2 separate regions of the Homo sapiens genome follow, and region 2 is linked to region 1. A link is a loop called in an ENCODE intact Hi-C map of the cell type or tissue named here. Cell type or tissue: MCF 10A. All regions are shown on one strand. Links, peaks and the distances in the headings refer to the core of each region. The heading gives the core; the rest is flanking DNA.

What was found. A loop is a pair of places that touch in the nucleus more often than their neighbours do. Peaks named below come from ENCODE experiments on the same cell type or tissue, not always from the same donor. Only the 100,000 strongest peaks of a DNase experiment are listed, where the experiment ranks them.
Region 2: a loop joins it to region 1, with 6 times the contacts of the local background. A loop is called at or near these places in 4 of 110 quality-filtered maps.

Annotation. Positions count from the first base shown.
Region 1 is chr7:80,497,881-80,500,697 of GRCh38, forward strand. The region is part of intron 1 of GNAT3 (G protein subunit alpha transducin 3); the gene reads right to left. All of the region lies in intron 2 of LOC107986812 (a long non-coding RNA gene), which reads left to right. Among named protein-coding and RNA genes, the nearest start is that of GNAT3, 13 kb to the right of the region's middle. In MCF 10A, for the core only: no CTCF peak of the experiment used is centred there; a DNase peak (open chromatin) is centred at 1,601.
Region 2 is chr7:80,427,082-80,429,898 of GRCh38, forward strand. No RefSeq gene overlaps it. Among named protein-coding and RNA genes, the nearest start is that of GNAT3, 84 kb to the right of the region's middle. In MCF 10A, for the core only: a CTCF peak has its summit at 1,580 (motif pointing right); a DNase peak (open chromatin) is centred at 1,560.

The DNA of each region.
Region 1 (2,817 bases), core at 95-2,594:
AATAAAGTGAAAATAATTTAGACCACTTTCTTTTAAATGAATTGTCTATCTTGAGATATTGAGCCTAATGAGAAAAAGTGTGTCAATGATTTTCTAGAATTGTATCAGCATATGTATTATAGAGAAATATTTTATTGATTAAGAACCACTTTTAGGCAGATTAAAAAATCACAACCGAATTTTATTTTATTCACTATATGTTATTGACTAGTTGAAAATTTATAAATTTGTGAAAAAAGTGACTTTTAGACTGTGTCAGTTAATGTACATTCAGAATGGTCTTCTGTACTTCATAAATATGGCCATTTGGTAATCATACAGATAACACTAAGTTGTGGCATTTCCAAAAGTATTTCTAAGGCTACAGGGTATGTTATTGTATAACAATTATTTGTAACTTAGCTGGTAATTCATGCTGTGTTTAAGGTAAGCAGAATAATCAATCACTTTTTTAAAAATGGCATGTACTTTTAAATGAAACTACATATTAAAAGTTAATATTTTCCCTTGAAAGCCTTTAAAAAGGTGTCTGTACCATCCTTGCTTTATGTAGTGACTTCAGTCTTCTATGTAAAGGTCCAGTATAGTCAATTACAGCATTAAGAGGAAAATTCCTAAAGAAAAGCCTATCTACTTAAAATCTCATTTATTATTTGGAACTCTATTGCAAAGTTATTTCAAAAATAAATTATTGAGCCCCATTCTCACAATAATTCTAGGTCATAGTTCACAATAGTCATTTCAGTCTTGTGAGATTAGATCATGTTACAGAGCCAAATATAGACATTATAACAGCATGTTCACATCCGCTGATGGTGTCCTGAAATAATCTCTTCCTTCCAAATTGTGGTCATCGCTAATATTAGTTTCTGGGTCAAGGGGTACCAAGAGAATTTTAACAAGATATGCATCTGTTTCTTTGAAATAGATAATGTTACAAATAATTAAATATTTAAATTTATACTTAATTCATACTTAGATACTCATAAATTATTTTATTTTTAATAAGAATAAGTAAGGAATCCTGTTCTACATTTTTAAATCTGAAAATATTAAAAAGAATTTTAAATCTACCCAATATTTATACATGTAACTGAACTTCAATTGAACACACACAAGGCTTGATTGCTCATTTTGGATGACTTGTTCAAACAGGCAAAATGAGATTACAACATTGTGACTTGTAATCACACATAAGATTTTTTTTTGTAGGTGGTCTTAAAAATCACATAATTGTATAGTAGAAAGAAACCTTAGAAATCAACCAGCTATGCACATCTCTTCAGTCTATGCGTGAGAAAAATGAATCCAATAGAGATTATGATAATCATCCAAAGTTTCAGATCTGTCTTCAAACAAAGAAACTATGTATTCTGACTCTTACTAAAGCTGTGTCATATCGCTTTCTTTTTTAAGTAGGCACTGATAAATACCAAAATGGTTTCAACACTTTAGAAATTATTTTAAATGCATTTTTTATAAATTAGTATGAGAGCGGTGTACTTTTTTTGTTGGTTTGTTTTGAGACAGAATCTAGCTCTGTTGCCAGGCTTGAGTGCAGTAGCATGATCATGACTCACTGCAGCCTTGGCCTCCTGGCCTCAAGCAATCCTCCTGCCTGTCTCACAAACTGCTGGAATTACAAGCATGAGCCCCTACACCTGGCCTTGAAAGCAGTGTACTTTCAGAGGCATACTGGTATTGCTGTGTCAGCTTATCATTCACAGGTAGACTGTTGGTATAAAAGATTTTTAGGGTAGTCTCTTTTGAGCCAACTTAATTTTGTTCCATGTATTATTTCTCCTTTTTATGGAGTGACATCAAAATTCTCTGTCCTTTGCACATGACAGCCCATCACATAGCTGGATTCATCATGTTTTGGAACTAAATAGATATGAGCTTGCACTCATCTCTGACTGTGACTAAGTGTCTTGATCAAATTTGGTCTCACTGAAAGTCAGTTTCCTCTATTATAAAATTGGGCTAAAACTTGGGAGGATTAGATCACAAATATAAATTACCTAGAACATACACTAATATATAGTGAGCTTTAAGTATTTTCTATTATTTGAAGAATGTGCTCATATCCTTTTAAAGAAATATTTCAAGTATAATATGATCCACTCCTTTACTCCTTTCTTGTGGAACATGATTTTTAGATTATTTGTCCTCTGAACCATACCCCATGTAAGAGCCAATGTCTTTCCGAAATGCAGTACTGAAAATTATGCTGTAGATACCAGATTTATGAACAGCACTGACATTCTGCCACCTAGACCTGCCTCACTCCTGGTGGGCTTGTTTATAAATAAGTAATTTTCTTAATAAAGACCATGATTAGTTTGCCTCCTTTTTTTTTTTTGGCCTACACTCAGCTTGTGGTAATTAAAGTTTTTCTACTTTTTTTCACATCTCTTACCAAACAGATCCTCCCACAAACCACGTGTATCTAATTGATTTTGAACCTCAATAAAGATATTTATTAAATTCCATTTTGCTTATTTGCGGCAAGCATTTCTGCTAGTAGAGGTTATTTGGAAGTCTGACTTGGTTTTGTCACTATATCCTTCCAAACTGAATCTCAAGTTTGAAATGCCTGCTTTATCCCCCTTCACCAAAATCCCTGATAGGAGTATTGAAGAGAAGGTCAAGGGCAGGAAACTATGTCATACTCTAGGGTCTATTCTGTTAACAGGAAACCTATTAATCATAAGTCCTTGTTCACTATCTCTAGTGAACAATGCTAAATGTTGGCCATTAGGTATGATAGTTACTGAAGGTTTTTGTACCTACAGTTTATCTGACTAAGGAAATTCT
Region 2 (2,817 bases), core at 196-2,695, 71 kb before region 1:
ATTGAGCTCTCGAAATAAAGACAGCCATCGGGCTTTAGAACACATACTGAAATGTGGCTGATAATGGTGGACATGAGACTCATTCACAGAGGGGGCAATGAGTGATAAGACAAAAATAAAGATAAGATCAGAAACAGTACAGAACAAAATGGAAAGAGGCAAAATGATAATTCAAGGCTATGTCCATATTTAAGCAGTCAATATGAAGGGGAAATTTAAGAAGGGAGGAAAAGAGAGCTGTGTTCTGAAACTGAAGAAAACCAAGTCGAGGCTGCAAATAGCTCACAGAGAGCAAGAATAGAGACATGGATATTAAATGTGGCCAAAAGGAGACCAAACATAGGTGACCCTGAAAAAAAGAGTTTGAGTAGGGTGAGAAAAGTAGTACTACGTAACAAGGAGTAAGAGACCGGAAAGTGGCCAATGCAGACTCATATTTAGAAACTTTGGTTTTGCAAAAAAAGGTCATGATAGGGCTAAATCTCAAAACAGAAAAGCGTGTTTGTTTGTGCTCAGGGAGGAAAAATCAGTACATAGGAAAAGAAGTTTAAAAGAGGGATTCATTAATAGAGAAAAGTAGCAGGTGATGCGATAGAGCTTAAGACAAAGAACACAAGTGTGGGCGGAGCCTTCAAGAGAACCTGACACAATTCTTATAGGGACATACTGAGGTAGGGAGGGAAGTTGCTTTTGGAGAAATTTTGGTTTTGGTTGCAGAAAATATCGAGTAGCTAATTGAATTATCATTGTTACTTTGACACCTGTTAAGCATGTATTATATTCCAGGAACCATGATAAGTGCTTTCTGCATGGAATTTAATTCTCACAATGATCTTATGAGATAACTAACATTTCGTGGGATAACTCACATTATATAGATGATAAAATGTAAGGCTTAATGTTTAGGCAACTTACCTAATATCACAGGACAATCAAGGTATGATGTAAAGCCAGACCTGTCTAACTCTGCTTTTAACCATTATCCATGTCCTTCTGTTATGTTGGCCTTAATCTTTTTCATAAATTAAAAGAGAACATCAGCCGGGTGCGGGGGCTCCCAGCATTTTGGGAGGCTGAGGTGGGAGGATCACTTGCGCTTAAGAGTTTGAGACCAGCCTGGTCAACATGGCAAAAACTTGTCTCTACAAAAATTAGCCAGGCGTAATGGCATGTGCCTGTAGTTCAACTATGAGGGAGGCTAAGATGGAAGAATTGCTTGAGCCCAGGGGGTTGAGGCTGCAGCGAGCTAAGATCATGCCACTGCACTCCAGCCTGGGTGACAGTGAGATCCCATCTCAAAAAAAATAAATAAATACAATAAAAGAGGACATCATTTGCTGACATTTAGAGTGAGTGTGGCATATGTTTGTGGACTAGATTTGTAACCTATTTTATTACTTAGAAACATAGTCTAGGGTGGACATAAAATATGAAAGCTTAAATATACCTGAGCCCTAAATTTCTATCTTGAACAGAGCTGGGAAAACAATGATAAGAAGACTCGTTGTTGCCTTACCCATGAATTCATGACTTTGCTATTCTCCAGTAGGGAGCAGCACACAACCACCTATGCAACCATTTACTCTACCGCAAACAATACAAGACAAAGAAAACCTTTTGAAGATTCGACCGTAAGTAGTGAAGAAACTGAACCTCTGATAATTGGGTCCTGCCTTCAGAAAGCATTTAATGAAATACGTAGATTATAGTTTTGCCCTTTATTGCATTATATATGCATTAGTTAAAAGAGCTATTTTGTCAATCCTATTTGAGAATCGTAAGAGAGCTTCTTAGAAATGCTCTTGATTATAGATTGATGTAAAGAGCAAATAAATTTTAACTTAATATCAAACATAATTCTTAAAATTCAGAGTAATGAGAAAAATACTGTAAAGTCAATGCTTGGACATTGATGCATAAAAGATATTTCAGCATTTAAAACTTTGAAGTATAAGAAAGTACTATTTGTCAATGATTAAATAAAAAAAGACACAATAATGCTATAAAATGAAGGTTTTATTTTTTGTTTGTTTTGCGTTTTTTTTTTCTTTTTTTTTTTTTTTTTTTGGTTAGAAGGCCACTGGGCCATGCCAAGTTTTTGTTATAAATATGATACATCCTATGTTTGTGATTTTATGAATTTGGTTCATAACATTGCTATTACATTGAACACTTTGTTTCAAAAATTATTTTGGGGTGTTGAAGGTACAATTACTACCAAATGGAAGAAAAATCATGGTTGTTGCTGAAGACACAGACCAGAAATGTAAAAATGGAAGAGAAATTCAAATCATCTAGTGACTAAGCTTTTTGGTTTAAGATAAATATTATGTTTCTGGACAATCTTACATTTTTTTACTCAATGAGCACAACATTTTAAAATTAAATACACTAGTTCTGGCTTTAGAATGTTCAAAATTAACCGTAAGAAATAAGCTTTGTTGTGTAGGGGTCAAGGCCTTTGGCCCTCTGGAGGTTCAAAAATTCCTGACATGAGGCAGATTAATAGGAGAAAAGGCATACACATGTATTTGACATGTATACAGAGGAGCCTTCAGCATGAAGACTCAACCCCCAGTAAGATACTGAAGCTTATATACCACCTTGAGGTTGTAGAAAGACAGTTGGTTCAGAGCATGGGAAGAAACAGGTTATGCTGTTAAATCAGGTTTTTGTGGCAAGATAGGTGATGGGAGGGGCAGAATAGGAGGCTTGCCTAGCAAAGGTGGTCTTGCTGTGTAGACGAAAACTGTTATGGGAAAGGGGTCCCGATCCAGACTCCAAGAGAGGGTTCTTGGATCTCACATAAGAAAGAAA